2 separate regions of the Homo sapiens genome follow, and region 2 is linked to region 1. The links are chromatin loops, found by intact Hi-C in ENCODE. Cell type or tissue: endothelial cell of umbilical vein. All regions are shown on one strand. Each heading gives the region's core, and the rest is flanking DNA. Links, peaks and the distances in the headings are about the cores only. Region 1 overlaps MYO3B (myosin IIIB). Region 2 overlaps MYO3B (myosin IIIB).

The links. Peaks named below come from ENCODE experiments on the same cell type or tissue, not always from the same donor. Only the 100,000 strongest peaks of a DNase experiment are listed, where the experiment ranks them.
Region 2: a loop joins it to region 1, with 3 times the contacts of the local background. A loop is called at or near these places in 3 of 110 quality-filtered maps.

Annotation. Positions count from the first base shown.
Region 1 is chr2:170,499,890-170,510,323 of GRCh38, forward strand. MYO3B (myosin IIIB) reads left to right here. Exons shown (of 35, transcript NM_138995.5): 28 at 1,896-1,976. Among named protein-coding and RNA genes, the nearest start is that of MYO3B-AS1, 150 kb to the left of the region's middle. In endothelial cell of umbilical vein, for the core only: no CTCF peak of the experiment used is centred there; DNase peaks (open chromatin) are centred at 4,332, 4,342 and 6,162; H3K27ac peaks cover 3,105 bases.
Region 2 is chr2:170,550,226-170,560,659 of GRCh38, forward strand. The region is part of intron 32 of MYO3B (myosin IIIB); the gene reads left to right. Among named protein-coding and RNA genes, the nearest start is that of LINC01124, 160 kb to the right of the region's middle. In endothelial cell of umbilical vein, for the core only: no CTCF peak of the experiment used is centred there; a DNase peak (open chromatin) is centred at 4,536; H3K27ac peaks cover 497 bases.

The DNA of each region.
Region 1 (10,434 bases), core at 813-8,812:
CTAAGTGGTTTCCCTCCCTCCCTTCCTTCTCCCCTCCCTCCCTCCCTTCCTTCCTTCCTTCTTTCCTTCCTTCCTTCCTTCTTTCCTTCCTTCCTTTAGCAAATGTGTATCAAATGTGTATCAAGTGCCTACTACACAGGTTCTGTGCCAGGTGCTGAAATCACAGCCATGAGCAAGACTGTGTAGGGGTGAAAGAAACTTTCTTTCCGTGTCCTGAAGATTTGATAATTTGAGTCTATAAAACAAACTGAGAAAGACAGGTTAACAGGAGAAAAGACATACAAATTTATTAACATGCAAGTCATAAAAAGTGTGAAACTCAAAGGCCAGATGGTTGAAGCTTAAATACCCTCTTCATAGGGGAGAGGGAAGTGGAGGATGTAGATAGTTTTAAGGGAAGATTCAAAGGTTTACGAGGGAAATGAATGGGCCTAAGGAACAGGCAATAGCCTGGGACAAAGTTCATCTGACCTCTGGGTGATATTTACTCCAGTCTTTCTTCCTGGGGTATGCATCAGTTTCTCCTGGTTGAGGAGATATCTGGGGAAGGGATTCACACAGTTGAATATCTTCTGGAGGAGTTTGCCTTTAATAGATAGGGAGAGTTCAGAGAAAGCCCTTCCCTGCATTTGCTGCTACCCAGGTGCTCTAAGTTTGAAGTCAAAGCAGCATATTTTGGAGAATTATTATCTGAGCCCCAACAACTGCCATGGTCCCTGACTTGCAGGTAAGCAAACAAGTCTTTACAACATGAGTGACAGGATAGATAGTGGCGGTATAAATGGACCAGTGATGTAAAGCCCCAGTCACACAGATATGTGCCGCATCTCCCAGAATGACTGAGATAATATACACTTCAGGTCTGTGGTCAGGTGTTCAGTACCAGAGTTACTAACGCCATTTCCAGAAGGCTTTTCTAGTCCAGATGGAACTTATAAACCAAGGGAAGAGGTTGCTAATCTCTTTCATGTGCCCTGCCTAGTCAGTGCCTCTTTGTTTACGTATATGTGTTATTAGTGTTACACACAACATTTAAGTTCCTGTGCAATAGACAAATGATTATGAAAGCACCAGATCTTGAACAAAGTGGATGATTTCCCTTATGCTCTCATAACCCAGAATCCTCATGTGGCTCAGTCTATTTTGGACTTCATGAGCTCACCCAGCAACTTCGAGAGTTGTGATGCTGAGACGGGAGGAACAAAGACATTATGCTCCTCGTGGGTGGCTTAATGCCCCAGTTTTGTATCTAAAGGGCTTACCACCTTTGCCCCAGAGAGTCCCTTCCTCTTTTCTCTCTTTTTCTTCACCTTTCTTCCCTGCCTTTTCCCTTCCCACTGCACATCTTTCCTCTCCCTCAGCATACCTCTCGGCACAGAATTCACTCACAGCAAATGACAGTGTTGTGCTACTTATCATTTCCCTTAACTCCGCTCTTTCTCTTCTTCAACTTTCCTGTTTATATTTTTCTCCCAAATAACAGATTTTGAAAGGGTCAGGCTATTCCAGTTCCTTTCTACCATCCCTGCCAAACCCTTCCACCTGTATCATATCCCCGAGTCTTGAAGACAGGGCTTTCTCCAGGGATTAGAATGACAGGAAACCATCTCACCTGGAGTAGGGGTCCCATGTGATTCATCAGTGGAACCCAGAGTGTTCTGGAAATCACTGCCTGAACAAAAGCAACCCCTCAGAAGCATCTTTAAAGCCAAGCTGTGAGAACAGAGAGGCCTCTCTTCTCGCCATAGATCACATACCTCTGCTTATTTTGTTCAGTGAGAAAGCAGGAGGGAGGATGAGACGGGCAATAGGCTGGAGGGGAAAACAGCTTATATCAATTCTCTGGCACGTTCTTAAATTAATGTCATTCCTAGCACATGGTTTTATATTTTTAGCCTGGAGAGGATATGATGCTCGGAGGAAATTTAAGAAAATAAGCAACAGAAGGAATGAGTCTGCTGCTCATAATCAAGCAGGTAATTAAAACATCATTTTCACAGTGTCCACTTGAAAATATTCTGTGACTAACTTCTGTGAATGTAGAAAAGCTGAAAGGTTAATAATTCAGGAGCACTGGAATGAGTCAAGAGTTCTGGGAGACAGGAGTCCTAGTGTTCTGACCCTCCTTGTGTGATAACTATGATGCTAACGGTGAGCATGAGCATTTGCTGTTTGCCACACTTGGCTAAGGATGCTCTGACTGGGTTCTCTTGTATACCTGATATTATAGAGGAGGAAACTGAGGCACTGAGAAGTGAAGGGACTTGTCCACCATCACACAGTTCATCAGTTGCAGAGCCAGCATTTGAACACAGGCCGTTTGGATAGAGTCAGCATCGCATACTGCCACCTGAACAAAACCCTTTCCCTCTCGGAGTCATATGTCCCTCGTCTGTTAAATGAGAGCGCTGGTTAAAAAGGTCCAGAAGGTGCCTTCCCATTTTGGAATTCTCTAATTATATGCAAGACCTGTTTCTTAGCATCACAGAGGAGGAATCACTCAGGGAGTTTCCCAGCAAACTGTTTCCCAAATCCAGGCTTATATGTGGCTATCATGGTCCTCTGGGCCCCATGGCATGAGCACATGGTGGCTTTTATGGCTCGGCTTGCTATTGGCAGCCTGAGAGGTGTAAGCTCTGGTTTCTGACTCATCCGTCCCCTCTCTGGCTCTTCAGTCACTCTGCTCTTCTGCAAATGGCAGTGTCCACTGTGGGTGCGGGTGCCAGGCTGGGCTCCTTCCCTCATTTGAAGCTGCATATTCCTACTCGAGGCTCTGGAAGAAACAGGCCCCTGAGCTCCAGGAGCCACAAGAAATTAGAGACAGAATGAGAGAAATAGCCAGGCTGGTAGACTCAGCAGCAGAGAGAGTGATAGGATTTCACATACAGCTGAGCTTGAAGGAAACTCTTAAATAAAACAGCTGCAACCTCTTGAAAGAAGTCCCTCCTCGGAACCTGGCTCCAAGTAAACTTCTCAGAACTCTTAGACCACTGTAGAAGCCTGATGTCTTCATTCAAAACGAAAATAGTTGGGCGGAAAGAGTGCTATTAAAATGCAAATGTTAACTTTTAACACCATCTCCTAGGAATTCTAAGCTCTACAACTTCAAAGCCCCAGGAAGAGGGATGCAATTCTTGTTACAGCTTAAGAGAGAACTCAAAGTGCATCATTTGTTCCCTACTTGCCTGCCTCCCAACACGCACACAATCTCTCATTAAAACAGGGTACCAAACTGATTTCTGATCTTGCAGTTTGGTACAAAGGCCAACATGTGTTTTAAAATTTAAACTTGCTTGAGCTTATTTATTGTTGATCCACTGAGTTCAGTATACAGGAATCATAAATCCAATTTTCCCTAAGTGAAAGTCATCTTTTGAGTGCTCCCTGTCTTGCACTCTGTTAATGCCAAGTGAATACTGCTGTAAAACAGAAATGGGTCTGCTTCATCATCATGGATCAGGATAGTAATAATTGTATCTTTTCAGTGGAGCACCTATGGGGTAGCTACCATGGAAGGATAATGTTGCTCAGCGAAACTTTAAAAAGCATGTTTCTTTAAGGGTGTCTCCCTTTTTTTTTTTTTTTTTTAGCCTTGCAAGCACCCAGCAGGACTTTAGAAAACACATTAAGGTGCCTTCCTTTTTTTTAGCCTTGCAAGCACCCAGCAGGACTTTAGAAAACACATTAAGGTGCCTTCCTTTTTTTTAGCCTTGCAAGCACCCAGCAGGACTTTAGAAAACACATTTCTTTAAGGGTGCCGTCCTTTTTTTTTTTTAGCCTTGCAAGCACCTCCCCTTTCTTAGCCTTGCAGCCAAAGTGTTCTTGCCTATCAAGTGATGTTGGGAACTTCCATTAACTGAGTCTGCAGGGGCTTAGATGGGCATGAAGGTGGCACCAACACCACCTCTGCCCTCTTAGAAGTAGTGTGGCAGCCAGAGCAAAGGCAGACAGCATCTGCCCTTTAGCCAACACCGTGGACAGGAATTGGTGCGCTGGTTTTGTGTTGGTGGTAAAGATGCATGAATAGGGTAGCAATCTTTGCAATTTTATGGGCAGTTTACTTTTACTTGGGAATATTTTCCTTATCTTTAGATTTGAAGGCATAATTGCGTTTATCTAAGAAGCAAAGCAACTCATTCCGACGTTTCTGTTTGGGGTTGTGATCTTCCCCAAACATAATCTCATTACAAGCCTCTCTTCGTCCCACTAGGACATTTCCTAGTAGAACCAGACCCAGATACAGTGGCTCCCCGCTTTAGGAGCCTGCAGGAAGTGGCTTAGGGATGTTGTCACAGCACAACCATTTCCGGTTGTTTTCTAAGGTTATTCTCTAATTTATTATTTTTTCAACAAATCATTTCATTTGAAATTTAGATTCTGTGGAATGCATTTGTATTTCTAGTTCTGGCCCATAGTATTTTCTTAAGTGGTGTTGCTAAGATATGTTATATATTTTTAAAAGAGCGGCCCTTGAAATTTAGGAAGCATTTGGCCTACATGTTGCTACAGGGCAGCACATATTGAAATTTGTTTTCCTTTCATCTCCTTCCCAATAAAAGCAGCCGTGCGGCTTATCCCTTTAGCTTCCTCAGAACTTCCTTTCAGAATTCCCGATCTATTACGGCACATTCACATACCAGAAACAAGATGCCTTTTCATGCTGTCAACCTTTTTCATCTGAAATGTAAATTAATTCTTGCTGGTATGCCTTGACAGAGATCAAAGTCAGGGTATTAACCTTCCCAGGCTTTCTCCTCATAAGGACTGGGCGGCCACCATTAGGAACTCTGTGTCCTTGTTATCGGGCCCTCCTCCAGGCAGCCCTCGGTCTAGGAGCCACCATTTCAAAGCCTCAGAGTCCTTGGTAAATGTCCTCATCATTACTTTCAACTGGGTGAGAAATAATCTGCCTGGCTAATTATTGCTCGTTTTTAATTGTGGGCCCTTCATTCAGATTCCAGGAGCAGGTTTCAGTGATTCTGACAGCCAGTGGTCTTGGTGTGATCGAGGGAGGGACAGGGCTCCAGATTGGAAACCTCTCCCCCAACTCAGTGGGTCATTTCTTGCCTGTCAGTCTTTGAGGTAGGCCACATTTGCATTTTCAAAATAAACAGATGCCTTTCAAATACATGAGCTGGTGGTCTAGAGATCTCTGCGGGCCCAAACAGTTCACCAGCCAGTAATCAAATGCTGGAAGAGAAAACAAACGGAAAAAAAATACCCTGGGTACACAAGGATACATTTCCTATGTGTATAACACTGCACAGTCAATAAAGGGCCTTTATGAGATGTAGGGGGGAGAGGGGAGAGGGGAGAGGAAGAGAAAGTAAAGGAGCCTGAGCAAAGGTATTGTCTATCAGTTTCTTTTCTGCGGGGCTGAGGGAGGTGGGAAGCAACTCTGCATATCACCTTGGCAAGAAGTGGCATGTTTCATTGTTTTTTGTACTGGTTAATTCTGACAATGGGTTCTTGCCACAGGAAAACACATTCCTTTAAATGCCAAATAATTAAAATACATACTTTGTTAAAATCCGAAAAAAATTGTACATATTAGTGTTCAAATAGATGGTGTATTCTAAGTAAAAACTAACAGTGACCTTGATTCCATTACTAATCTGTTATATTTTTAAATTACCTTATGTTTCAGAAATTGGACCTAACTACATTTATTCAACCAAAAAAAGCTTACATTCCTCAGTGAAAATTATCAAAACAAACTAACTGCAGGGAACTTTATTAAAGACCTACATGTAATATCTCATTCATTAATTTTTCTAAAGCTCTGGCTTTAAAACTGCCCCTCTAATTCAGGATATGTGTTTTAGATGAGAGCAAAGTTGTGGGCCTCCCTCTCTCAAAGGAGAAATGCCCTTTGAATAGGTGACAGTGGAGCCCTAGGGGCTGGAACCTTCTCCCAGGAGGAGTGGTCTTCCAGCACCTCACTGCTTCTCCCCACACACACGCACAGGAGTCGGAAGAGACGCTAGTTTACAGGACATTTTCATCTAATTGCTTCAGTGCTGTGGAAATTGTTATTTTCTCTTTCTCTCTGTTGTTGGATCAGCTTCCTACATACTCCCCTCCTTGGCCCTGCCAAAAACACAGATGTTATCACAAGATAACAATAGCTCTAACAGTGACGGCCATTTCTCTTCTGATGCTCTTTGGGGAGAGTGCTTTTCCCAGCATCAGCAGAGACTCTGACGAGGCTGGCAGGGTGCCTTCCTTGAGCCTGTGAACAGGCATTTTAAGCCACTGCAGCTGGGAACCACTGGGCACATCATGTGATGCATGCAGAGCAGAGTTGCTTTAAATGCTGCTACCAGAAGAGAAAGCAAACATCGTATCCAGACAGCCTGACCCTACTTTGTAACAGAACCAAGTTTTTGGTGTATAAAACTGCCTGAACTTTTAAACTCTTTCAGTGCAAGGTTTTCTCCTAGCCTTTTCAAAAGGCTGTTTAAAAGGCTGTTTCCTTTAGCATCATCAGTGGGTTGGCAATGATTAGGTGGTTGTAATTTCCTAGAACTAAATTTCCCGCTATTTGCCTACGTGTGCAGGACAACTATATTTAAACTGGGATATTTCTTTCATTCACTTACTTAACTACTATTTGTTAAGCACCTACTTTATGCTGGGGCTCCCACGGTAAACAATGAGATTTAATTTGGGGCTTCAAATTATCCAACTCCAATACAGAGCACTCTAAAATATGCTTTCCCTCAAAGGGATGCTGTTTGAATAAATCAAGTACTCTGTATTTTGCCAACGCTCTTTGGAATGGAGCTCTGTAAAATCTAAAACAATACAAAGAGTACAAATTATTATAAAACACAGCCAAGTGTATGCATTGAAATGACCCATGCTTCTTGAAGGTAAAAATGACTGTAGTAGATATTTTTCATCCTGCTAAAGCTGTACATAAGTAGATTGTTGATCCCAAGCCAAACAAGAGGGGGACTGTAAGTAAATGCACCATTGAAAGAAAAGGTCCATTTTGAACAAACAGAAGGAAAACAAGCATGCCCTCTGTCACTCTTTTCTGTGTCTCTATTTGTAGTTCTACCTCTATTTCACTTTTTCTTCACTCATTTCATTTCTATTTCTTAGATCCCTGGTCATTTCACACAAAAGCTAAATTCTTCAAACTCACTGTCTTTATCAGAGGAAGCACAGGTGTGAGAGAAGACAAGATCCAAACTCTTCTTGGCCGTAGGGCAGGAGGCAGCTGCTTCTCTTTTCCTGGTGTTTTCCGTATCCACATATCCACAGAATAGCAATAAAACATCTGGGGGAAATAATTTACCTGGTGCACCTGAGCTTGAGATGCACTGTGAACTGCAAACTAGCCCTCCCCATCCGCCTACCCCCCCATCTTCTAAACCTTTGTTTAACACAAGACAGGATGCCCTTCAGTCCTAGGCGAGGGGTCCTGCTCACTTCACTCTCATGCTATCTTGGTTTCCCTAGCTCTCCCATACTTGAGAAAGTGGGGCTTTCTTTCTTTCTTTTTCTTTTTCTTTTTTTTGAGATGGAGTCTCACTCTGTCACCCAGGCTGGGGTGCAATGGTGCGTTCTTGGCTCACTGCAATCTCCCCTTCCTGAGTTCAAGGGATTCTCCTGCCTCAGCCTCCCAAGTAGCTAGGATTACAGACATGCACCACCACACCCAGCTCTTTTATTAGTAGAGATGGGGTTTCACCACATTGGTCAGGCTGGTCTCAAACTCCTGACCTCAAGTGATCCGCACGCCTCAGCCTCCCAAAGTGCTGGGATTACAGGCGTGAGCTACTGTGCCTGGCCTGGGGCTGATTTCTGACAGCTGCAGGCTTAACATATCTTGTAGGGGGAAATGTCTAGGGGGAAAGCATTGTGGTTTACTTGAGGAAAACATACCTTGTCTGTGACAAGGCTTAGAGCAAGTGGTGTAGTACAGAGACAGGATGGCCTGTGGTTTCGAGGTTTCTGACAAGAAATGAGCTCTGCCAAATCTCTCTTTGGCACAAACGATAGAATTTTTGTCATGGCATAGCTTGGAATGCACAGGAATCTCCTTTGCTATGGAATAAAATTATTGCCCATGCTAGGATTAAATAAGCCAGAGGGCAGAATACTGTTTACCTAATGCACAGAGAGGAAGCTGCAAAGTCATTGTGGGCTGGAGGTCCACTTGTGCCCAATATCATACCGGCATGGCACAAGTATGCTTAAGATGAAACTTTTGTGCAACAGTAGGTACCCCTAGGACTCGATATTATAACTTCAGAGGACGCCAGGGTTAGAGCCTACAATCTGGAATCAGTTTTCTCCATTATGAACCTTGTTTAGCATTCCAGAGTCTAGCTGCAAAGAAGTGGTGCCTGAAAAGGTATCTTTGCCACCTCAACACAGAATGAAACAACATTATTATGATCGATTACACACTTGAGTTGCCTTTACTCTATGTCTTTAAAACAATTTCATGTAGAATCATAAAATATGTTATCACATTTTATAACTTTTATTAGTTGTTTAGACTGTAACTACACAATAGTAAAGAAACGTTTAGGGGAAAGCTAACTGGGCTGTGGCAAGAATGATCATGCTATTTTTCTTCAAAAGACTCTTGGAAATAGAAAGGCAGGCTTTGTTTTACCTCTTAACAGAGGAACCAGGAGCACAGAGAGTTAAATAAGTTGTGTCTCCCTTATGTGTTCTGCAAGTTTAAACACTGGTTTCAGAGCCCTCTTCAGAGCCTTCACTCAGTGCTCTTTTCAGTAGACCATGCCCTGCCATTGGTTTCCATCTTGAATATGACACATTGGAAATAAGGTACCAGTCAAAGCTTTGGAAAGAGTTGAAATACTGTCCTAGGCATGTGGAGTTTAGAGTCAAACAATGAATGTTAAATGATGGCTATGCTGCCATTTGCCATGTAGTTTGGGGAAAAGTACTTAACTTCTGAGCCTTAGTTTCCTCAGCTGTAAAATGGGACTCATTAAGGCCTAATCCTCAGGACTGCTATGAAAATGATAGCAGGTAATATATGCAAAGCATCCTGCACAGTACCTGGCTCATGGTACGTATTCACTAAATGAAATGTTACTTCCCTCTCTGTACTCCCTTCCTAAATGTCAACTTCACTGGGGGGGAAAAAAGTCTGTGAAATACTCTTCTATGGAGGACATAATAATGCTGTAACTTCAGGCCGGGCACAGTGGCTCAAGCATATAATCCCCGCACTTTGGGAGGCCGAGGCGGGTGGATCACTTGAGGTCAGGAGTTTGAGACCAGCCTGGCCAACATGGCAAAATCCTGTCTCTACTAAAAACACAAAAATTAGCTGGACATGGTGGCGCATGCCTGTAATCCCAGGTACTTGGGAGGCTGAGCAGGGAGGATTGCATGAACCCAGGAGGCATAGGTTGCAGTGAGCCAAGATCGCACCACTGCACTCCAATCTGGGTGACACGGTGAGACCCTGTCTCAAAAAAACAAAAACAAAATGCTATAACTTCAAAAAGATGAAACAATTTCTTTCATTTCTGGAGAAAAATAGTACCTGTCAAATCTCAAATTAGATTACAGTAAAATCTTTGTAAAAAGAATTTTCCAAGTCTTAACTTACGTCTTGTTTATTTGACAGGGAAAAAATAGAATACAACAATAACATGTAAGAGATTTCAAGTGGTTTTGTTTTTGTTTTTTGTGAAGAGCTGTGCTCCATTCATGCTGAAACCTTGATTCATTTGTGTATATAAAATTTTCAGGAAGCTCAAAATTGTTAAGACTTAGGTGTGCTCCTGACATCATTTGTCCCCCTCACTAGTTTGAGGCCCTTTTGCAACTTGTTCTGAAAGATAGCAAGTTCCATTGTCACCCTGCTTCTGTAAAGCCAGAAATTCTAAAATCTAGGAGCTAAATATCACCAGATTTGTTGCCTTCTGGTGTGGAAAGCAAGTTGCCTTTCAGATGTCTGAAGAGTTGGAAGATCTTGGTGTACCTATCATGTTTAACCCACAGTGACGGGTGATGGGCAGCCTAACAGCTGAACGACAGCCGTTTGGCCGGGAGTTCAAACCTCAACACGATGAGCCATAGCAGGATCACGGTTTGATTTGCTGTGGCCATGAAGTCTGAATCACCAAATACAGAAGCAGAGGCAAGGGTGACAGCTGGTAGCCATTCTCGTCAATAAAGTTGTGACAGTTGAGATGTACAAGTAACTAGAGCCTGCTAATTTCATAGACTTTGAGCCAAGTGCTTAGTGTCAAAACCAGCTATGGTCAGTGATGCAAATGGTTGTGAAAAGTCCCTCATCAGCAGCAAGACTCTCCCCATCAGACTCTTTCCTCTGATGGATTAGAAGCAAATTGGATCCTGCTTTCTAGGAATAGATCCAGTTTGAAGAAAAGGAGGCCTTATTTTTTAAAATTCTAGTAAATTCTTAAAAGT
Region 2 (10,434 bases), core at 1,521-9,520, 51 kb after region 1:
ACTTTTCTCAGTAAAATGACAAAGGAATTACAGGTATAGAATTGTTATTGCTAGCATGTGAGGTTAGAAAAACACCTCAAATGAAGGGATCTTTTTAGACAAATGGCTCTCAAACTTCACTGTGCTCTCCAGAATCACCTAGAATGCTAGTTAAGACAGACTGCTGAACCCACTGCATAGTTTCCAATTCTGTGTGGGATGGAGGCGGGGATTCGTATTGTTATCAAGTTTCCAGAGGATAAGATGCTGCTGGTCTGGGGACTTCCCTTTGAAAATCACTGCTCTGGACATTACCTATCTCTGTGACACAACATTGAATCAGAGAAAGTGGGCTTTATATATGTGGCTTTCTCCTCATTCATTCAACAAACATTTATTGAGCACCTACTATATGTCAACCACAGGGCCAGGAAATGAAATAAGACACTTAAGAGACTAATACGATTATAATATCTTGGTCTTTGCAGCTGTTGTTTTCCAAAGCTAGTCTGGTGACATGTTGAGTGTCCTCCTGTATCTCAAGTGATCTCATTAAATTCTCGGGAAGTTGTCAAGAACAAAGTTACATTTACTTTTAGCTTTGCTGTGCAGGAAGAGGGTGGGAGTGTTCCAGACTTCTAAATAGTCTATAAAGTATATCATTTTCTAAAATTATTAGGAATGACTGCCTTTATTGTTTGTTTGTTTTTGTGAGACAGAGTCTTGCTCTGTCACCCAGGCTGCAGTGCGGTGGCATGATCTCACCTCACTGCAACCTCTGCCTCCTGGATTCAAGCTTTTCTCATGCCTCAGCCTCCTAAGTAACTGGGATTACAGGCCTGAGCCACCACACCTGGCTTTTTTTTGTATTTTTTTGTAGAGACAGGATTTCACTATGCTGCCCAGCCTGGTCTTGAATTCCTGGACTCAAGTCATCCATCTGCCTCAGCCTCTCAGAATGCTGGGATTACAGGCATGAGCCACCACACCCAGCCAGAAATTATTGCTGTTAAAGGTTATTTCCAGATTATAAACTATGCTACTTCTGCTAACCTGGCTGTAGTATATTCTCCCACATGGCAAAATTACTCTAAGCCCCACCAGATCTGAATGTTTTCATATATATTTAATTTAATTTAATTTAATTATTTATTTATTTATTTATTTATTTATTTATTTATTTTTAGGTGGAGTCTTACTCTGCCACACAGGCTGGAGTGCAGTGGTGTGGTCTCAGCTCACTGCAGCCTCCACCTCCTGGGTTCATGTGATTCGTTCTTACATATTTCTAATACATATGTCATTGCCATAATGTTTGTTCCCTGACTTTTTGCAAAAAAAAAAAAAAAAAAAAAAAAAAAAATCTAGGCAAGGCCAACATAAGGAAGTGTACAGTTTGAGGCTTGTGGGCATGAGGACAAAGGGATGGAAGAAGAAAGAAGACAGATTATAGTTGTCTTAATCCCCAATCCAATTTCTAATTAAGCTTAATTTATATTAATCATATACTTTTTCTGTTTTGCTTAAGTGACTGATATGGTTTAGCTCTGTGTCCCCACCCAAATCTCATGTTGAATTGTAATCCTCAGTGTTGGGGGAGGGACCTGGTGGGAGGTGATTGGATCATTGAGGTGGGGATTTCCCCCTTGCTGTTCTCATGATTGTGAATGAGTTCTTGTGAGATCTGGTTGTTTAAAAGTGTGTAGCACTTCCCCCTTCTCTCTCTCCTGCTGCCATGTGAAGATGTGCTTTCTTCCCCTTCCCCCTTCTGCCATGATTTTAAAGCTTCCTGAAGCCTCTCCAGTCATGCCTCCTGTACACCCTGTGGAACTGTGAGCCAATTAAACCTCTTTTCTTTATAAGTTACCCAGTCTCAGTCTCAGGTAGTTTTTTATAGCAGCATGAGAATGGACTAATACAGAAAATTGGTACCAGGAGTGGGGTATTGCTATAAAGGTATTACCATAAAGATAACTGAAAATGTAGAAGCAACTTTGGAACTGGGTAATGGGCAGAGGTAGGAACAGTTTGGAGGGATCAGAAGACAGGAAGGTGAGGGAAAGTTTGGAACTTCCTAGAGACTTGTTGAAGGGTTGTGACCAAAATGCTGATAGTGATATGGACAGTGAAGTCCAGGCTGAGGTGGCTTCAGATAGAGATGAGAAACTTACTGGGAGCTGCAGTAAAGGTCACTCTTGCTATGCTTATCAAAGAGACTGGTGGCATTGTGTCTCTAGAGATCTGTGGAACTTTGAACTTGAGAGAGATGATTTAGGATATCTGGTAGAAGAAATTTCTAAGCAGCAAAGCATTCAAGAGGGGTCCTGGCTGCTTCCAAAAGTCTACACTCATTTACATAAACAAAGAAATGACCTGAAACTAGAACGTTTATTTAAAAGGGAAGCAGAGCATAAAAGTTTGGAAAATTTGCAGCCCAATCATGTGGTTGTAAAGAAAAACACATTTTCTGTGGAAGAATTCAAGGCTGCAGAAATTTGTATGAGTAAAGAGGACCTGAATGTTAATAGCCAAAACAATGGAAAAAAACTCCTCCGGGGCATTTCAGAGACCTTCATGGCAGCCCCTCCCATCAAAGGCCTGCAGGCTTAGAGGGAAAAATGGTTTCCTGGGCTGGGCCCAGGGTCCCACTGCTCTGTGCAGCCTCAGGACATGGTGCCCTGCATCCCAGCCGATCTAGCTTCAGCTGTGGCTAAAAGGGGCCAAGGTACTGCTCAAGCCATTGCTTCAAGCCCCAAGCCTTGGTGGCTTCCACGTGGTGTTGGGCCTGTGGGTGCACAAAAACAAGAGTTGAGACTTAGAAGCCTCTGCCTAGATTTCAGAGGATGTATGGAAACACCTGGATGTCCAAGCAGAAGTCTGCTGCAATTGCAGAGCCTCATGGAGAACCTCTAATAGGGCAGTGCAGAGGAGAAATGTGGGGTTGGAGCCCCCACACAGAGTCCCCACTGGAGTACTGCCTAGTGGAGCTTTGAGAAGAGGGTTACTGTCCTCCAGACCCCAAATGGTAGATCTACCAATACCTTGCACTATGTGCCTAGAAAAGCTGCAGGCACTCAATGCCAGCCTGTGAAAGCAGCCAAACTTGCAGAACCAAAACGCTGAGCTGCCCAAAGCCTTGGGAGCCCACCTCTTGCATCAGTGTGGCCTGGATATGAGACATGGAGTCAAAGGATATTATTTTGAACCTTTAAGATTTAATGACTACCCTGCTGGGTTTCAGATTTGCATGGGGCCTATAGCCACTTTATTTTGTCCAATTTCTTCCTTTTGGAATGGGAGCATTTACCCAATGCCTGTACCCCCATTGTATCTTAGAAGTAACTAACCTGTTTTTGGTTTTACAGGCTTATAGGTGGAAGGGACTTGCCTTGCCTCAGATAAGACTTTGGACTTGGACTTTTGGGTTAATGCTGGAATGAGTTAAGACTTTGGGGGACTCTTGGGAAGGCATGATTGGTTTTGAAATGTGAGAAGGACATGAGATTTGGGAGAGGTTGGGGTGGAATAATATGGTTTAGCTCTGCATCGCCACCCAAATCTCATGTTGAATTGTAATCCCCAGTGTTGGGAGAGAGACCTGGTGGGAGGTGATTGGATCATGGGGGCGGATTTCCCCCTTGCTGTTCTCATGATAGTGAGTGAGTTCTCACAAGATCTGATTGTTTAAAAGTAAGCAGCACTTCCCCCTTCCCTCTGTCCTGCTGACATGTGAAAACGTGCTTGCTTTCCCTTTACCTTCTGCCAGAACTGTAAGTTTTCTGAGGCCTCCCCAATCATGCCTCCTGTACAGATTATGGAACTGTGAGTCAATTTCACCTCTTTTCTTTATAAACTACCGAGTCTTGGGTGGTTCTTTATAGCAATGTGAGAATGGACAAATACAGAGACTTTTCTCATTTTTACTAGATCTGGGTTTTTGGTTTCTTTGTTTTTGTTTTGCTTTGTTTTGTAATTTTGAAGAATAGGAACAGGGTGCTTTGGACATCAGTTATAGTCCTAGTAGTTTACCTCAACTGAGGGCTCTGTTCAAAACTGGTGCTCTCTGAAGGAACTCTGTGGATACCTACCAAGATTGATCATAGTGCCCCATTTCCCTTGAAAGAATCAGGATGAAAAGGAAGAACAAGGGATGTACTCCACAAAGGTCAGTGCTTTTCTCCACCCTCAGCCAGCTGAATCAATAGCAAGATTCTGACTCTATTGGAGGAGCTGAGGCTAGAGGAGTCTAGAGGCGGCTGGAGGGGAAAGTGGCCACAGATGTGAGAGTGGCAGATACAAGCCGCAGAGGTCACATGCCAGGCCACCATTCCTGAGGCCACATACCTCAGGAAAAACCTTTCACAGCCTGTTCTCATTCCTGCGACTCATTAAAGCACATTACAGAATTGAACAGTTTTTGAACATCATTTCTTCTTAGATTGTTGCTGCAAACATAGCTGTGAAAAGTTCTTGCTAAACTTTTCCGGTGCTTTCCTGAGTTCGTTAGGTCATGATGCACTTTTTGCCAATGCCAAGTTAGGTTTTGGCGTTGGCCCAGGACATCAGGAGTGCAGATGCCAAACAACACAAGGCGGGTGGTGTGTGAGTCAAGTTAGGGTATTTGGCTTCCAAGATTGGATGTTGATGGCATGGCTGTAAAATGTGCCTAGAGAAAATTTATTTTTAAATTCTTTTCTTATTTGATATAATTGAAACAACACATACTCTCAAGACTGCCCTGTTAACCACAGCTGCCTAGTTTATTTCATTTTAAAGGATTCTTTCAACTTTAAAATCAAACATACAATTGTTTAATGGTAGGGTTGTAGTGATTTTTCTTCTTTTTATGTTTGTTTGTTTTCTAAGATTGAGAATAATAAATTTGTTTGCGTTTTAAAAAGTTAATAGAGTTTACTTATTTGAGTAATTTTTGGCTTACAGAAATATTGAGCTTAAAGTACAAAATTCTTACATACCCTTTCTCCTCTCCTTTTCTCCCTGTTTCTTCTATAATTAACATCTTGTATTAGCATGGTTCATTTATTACAATTGATGAGCCCATATTGATACACTATTATTATTATTACATTAGAGTTCACTGTTTGTGCTGTACGTTCTGTGAGCTTTGACAAATGCGTAATGACCTGTATTCATCATGACAGTATCATACAGAATAATTTCACTGACCTAAAAATCCCATCTCTACCTCCTTATTCCTCCCTCCCCACAAGCCCCTGGCAACCACTATTTGTTTTTTTATTTATTTACTTATTGATTTTAGTGCCTCCATAGCTTTGCCTTTTTCAGAATGTCATATAGTTGGAATCATACAGTATATAGCCATTTCTGATTGACTTCTTTCACTTTAGCAATATGTACTTAAGAGGCCAGGTGTGGTGGTTTACACCTGTAATCCCAGCACTTTGGGAGGCTGAGGTGGGAGGATTGCCTGAGGCCAAGAGTTTAAGACCAGCCTGGACAACACAGCAACACCCTGTCTCTACAAAAAATTTAAATATTAGCCAAGTGTTTTGGTGCATGTCTATATTCCTAGCTACATGGAAGGCTGAGGTAGAAAGATCACTTGAGCCCAGGAGGTCGAGGGTGCAGTGAGCTATGATGGTACCACTGCACTCCAGCCTAGGCAGTAGAGCAAGATCCTATCTCTAAAATAATAATAATAATATGCATTTAAGATTCCTCCATGTCGGCTGGGTGTGGTGGCTCATGCTTGTAATCCCAGCACTTTGGGAGGCCAAGACAGGTGGATCACTTGAGGTCAGGAGTTCTAGACCAGCCTGAGAAACATGACGAAACACTGTCTCTACTAAAAGTACAAAAATTAGCTGGGCGTAATAGCACACGCCTGTAATCCCAGCTACTCAGGAGGCTGAGGCAGGAGAATCACTTGAACCTGGGAGGCAGAGGTTGCAGTGAGCCGAGATCACGCCATTGAACTCCAGCCTGGGCAACAGACCAAGACTCTGTCTAGAAAAAAAAAAAAAGATTCCTTCATGTCTTGTCATGGCTTGATAGCTTAATATCTTGGTTGCTTCCAAGTTTGGACAATTATGAGTGAACCTACCATAAACATTTGTGTTCAGGTTTTGGTGTGGATGTAACTTTTTAATTCATTTGAGTTAATACCTAGGAGCATGATTACTGGATTGTGTGGTAAGAGTATGTTTAGCTTTGCAAGAAACTGCCAAACTGTCTTCCAAACTGGCTTTACCATTTTGCATTTCCTTCAGCAATGAGTGAGAGTTCCTGTTGCTCTGCATCATTGTCAGCCTTTGGGGTCGTCAGTATCTTGGATTTTTACTTTTTTTTTTTTGAGACAGAGTTTAGCTCTTGTTGCCCAAGCTGGAGTACAATGGCACGATCTTGGCTCACTGCAACTTCTGCCTCCCGGACTCAAGTGATTCTCCTGCCTCAGCTTCCCAAGTAGCTGGGATTACAGGCATGTGTCACCACGTCTGGCTAATTTTTTGTATTTCAGTAGAAACGGGGTTTCACCATGTTAGCCAGGCTGGTCTCGAACTCCTGACCTCAGGTGCTCCACCTGCCTTGGCCTCCCAAAGTGCTGGGATTACAGGCGTGAGCCACTGCACCTGGCCAGATTTTGACATTTTAATAGTTGTGTAGTCACATCTCATTATTTTAATTTGCAATTCACTGATAACATGATATTAAGCATCTTTTCACAGCTTATTTCTTTCACATGCTTATTTGACATCTGTGCGTCTTATTTGGTGAGGTATCTATTCAGATTTTTTGACCATTTTAAAATTGCATTGTTTGTTTTCCTATTCTTGAGTTTTAAGAGTTCTTTGTATATTTTGGATACAGTCCTACGTTAGATACGTGTTTTTTTTTGTTTTTCTTTCCAACTTTTCTTTTAGGTTCAAAGGGTATGTCTGCAGGGTTTTTTATTTTTATTTTTATTTTTTTTTGAGACGGAGTCTCGCTCTGTCGCCCAGGCTGGAGTGCAGTGGCACGATCTCGGCTCACTGCAAGCTCCGCCTCCTGGGTTCACGCCATTCTTCTGCCTCAGCTTCCGGAGTTGCTGGGACTACAGGCGCCCACCACCATGCCCAGCTAATTTCTTGTATTTTTAGTAGAGATGGGGTTTCACTGTGTTAGCCAGGATGGTCTCCATCTCCTGACCTCGTGATCCGCCCGCCTCTGCCTCCCAAAGTGCTATTTATGTTTGCTAAGTTACTAAAACTCCTGGAAAAACTAGAAAAACTCAGGTTGTCTGCTAAAACAGTATTTAGCAAGAGATCAGTTTGTTGGTTTAAATTTCAGAGAGGGCTGGGAGATAATAAAATATACCTTTATTCCTCATTCATTAGGATATTTGTCCAGCAGATGTTACTTGAGCACCCACTAAATGGCAGACACTATGTTTGATATAATACAGGGAGCAAGAGCCAGGCTTGCTCTTGTGAAATTTATATTCTGAGAGAGATGGACAAATAAATTTGAAAACAAGTCTGCTTTGACTAGGGTGTTGATAGGGGTGAGCACAGGAGCTGTGGGAGCTCCAACGGTGATATGTGGTCTCCAGGAAAGGTTCAGATAAGCTTACTCCAAAACTCAGACCTGCAGCGAAGAGTCAGAAAAGATGTTTCCAGCCGTCTGCCCATTCTTTTTCCACACGGGGAGAAGCTCACATGTGAGAGATACAAGATCAAGGTGGTTGTTTATTTTGTTTTGCACCCCCAGCCCCCATCCTTGGTTATTTTTGGTTTTGCCTTTTAAAAAATTCTGAAATGTAACATGCTTACAGAAAAAAAAAATTCTTAAAACGGAGGCCAGACACCGTGGCTCATGCCTGTAATCCCAACACTTTGGGAGACCAAGGCGGGCGGATCACAAGGTCAGGAGATCAAGACCATCCTGGCTAACACGGTGAAATCCCATCTCTACTACAAATACAAAAAATTAGCCGAGCATGGTGGCGGGCGCCTGTGGTCCCAGCTACTCAGGAGGCTGAGGCAGGAGAATGGTGTGAACCCGGGAGGCGGAGCTTGCGGTGAGCTGAGATCGTACCACTGTACTCCAGCCTGGTACAGACAGAGTGAGACTCTGTCTCCAAAAAAAAAAAAATGCTTAAAACGAAAATGGACAGTATAATAAATTATTATAATGCAAGCACCATGTGAGCACAACCGAGATCACAAAACAGTCCTTGCCAGTGCCACAGAAGCCATCAGCATGCCCTTTCAGGATTATGACTCTCTTCCTGCATCCTACAGGTAACCACCTAAATATGTGTCTCTAAATATTATAGCTTAATTTTGCCTGTTTTTAAACTTTGCACAGCTGGAACCACATAGCATATATTCTTTGACTTCTAGCTTTTTCTCTTTTTTCCCTTAACATTATATTTTAAAGATTCACTTGTATATTTTCGTTACTGTATAGTATCCCATTTTAGGATGAGAGCACACTTTATGCATTCATGTTTCTGTTGATGGGCATCTGGGTTGTTTCTAGTTTGGAACCCTTACAAAGAAGAGATGTTCATGGATGATGGTCCCATACCCTTGGCAGGGTGGCAAAGCTGGCTTTGGAGTCAGTCAAACTTAAATTTACATCCCATCTATGCCACTCTAATAGCTTTGTGACTTTGGTCAAGTTAACTTAATCTCCCTATATCCCTCTTTCCTCATCTCCAAAATAGGAATAGTAACAGTACCTACGTCATAGGGTATAGATGTAAGGTGCTTAACACACTACTTCACATGTAGTAAGCACTCAACAAAAATTTGGTGCTGCATGGAGTTATTCTTGTTACTCATAGGAATATTTCATTTTTATTTGAGGAAGTTTTCTACAGAGTTAATATGGCCTAACCTATCCAGATTTAAGATTGTAGAAGCTTTCAAGGTCTTTTGTTCAACTCTCATTTTATAGATGAAAAGACTGCATATTAGTTGGCCAACCCAGAGCTAGAACCCAACCCAGAGCTGGGCTTTAGGGAGACATAGAGTCAGTAGTACCTCTGGATCAGCATTCTGGCACAGGCTATTCTTAAGGGCTCATTGGATGGCCATTTTAGCTTCTTAAATGTATTCTCCTCTTTGTTCTTTAAATAAATGGGAAAATAGAAGCCTTAAGGGGTTGACCAGTTAGCTCTATATTTGGCTGTAGACTGTAAAGTCTATTACATTATATCCAAGTTGTTTGATTATTTATTCATTGGTCAGAATTTAGGGTTTCAAGGGCTCTATCCTAATTAGGCCAAAAGATCAGAGAGCAAAATAAGGCACATAAAGCCATGCCTGGGGGATTATTGGCATTAGGTAGAGGTGTTTTGTTTAGTTTGGACTGCAGTTGAATTTGGATTAAAAATACTTGCAATTTTTTAAAAAGAACAGATATATCTCTTATTAAACAAACTATAAATATAGTTTGGATAATGACGGGAGGGAGAAATTCAACATAAACTGGATATTAAATGAGTCTGTAATTTTTCTCCCTACCAAGAACAATTCACAATGACTTCCTGACCTCCCACTTTCAAATCATGCACTCTATCCTAGACTAGAGCTTTGCCTGAGCACTGCCCACCACCATCACCCCCACACTCACTCCTCCGGTCCCACATTGTCCCCTCTTTCCAGTGTTTTGCTGATATTTAAGGTTTTTATTACACTAAAATTCCCTGTTCTGTGATCTGTGTTCCTGGGTTCCTAAGAATGTGTGTGTGTTTGTCTGTGTGTGTGTGATGCTCTGGAAGCTTTGAGGGGATTCTGGGTCAGGACTTATCCAAAAATAAGACTCCAGATTATTAGCTTACTACATGTAGAATAATGCCTGGTACATAGTAAGCATCTAATAAAGTTTAGCTGCTGCTACTGCTATTTCTTACTCTTCCATTGCGAATCACTTTTGAAAGTACCTAATTTCCAAGTTTAGCAACTCCTTTCTTCTTTCCACTCAAATTATCAAGTCTTCTGGAGTGCGCTACAATTTCTAAAAAACTACACTTGTTTTCCCTCGATACTACCACAAGTCTCAAGAGTATATCACCTTGAATCTTTACTGCATTTGAGTGGGACCAATTTGTTGGTATTTTCTGTGTCTGGCAGTTTGTGTAATGGGAGGGAGTTGTTTCATTAATCCACCTAAATGGTTTCAGGAATATTTATAGCTCCCACAGACTCAGATCCCCAAGTCACCATCCAGAAAGGTCTGTTTGGCTGCTTAGCAGTGAGCAATTAGAACAGCCAGTCTACCCAGACACCAGGCTGGTTTGTCTGACCTAATATACGTGAAGACTCAGTGTTCCCAAAGGGATTCTTCCTTTTTAGAGGAAGAAATTAATGATATCCCTTTTTGTTAAATTGGTGCCAGTATTTTCCCTAAGCAGCCCATTTAAAAGAGCAAATTCAAACAGGGTCCAAGAAACAATTGCAAGAGATCTACAAAGATCTTAGGGGATGA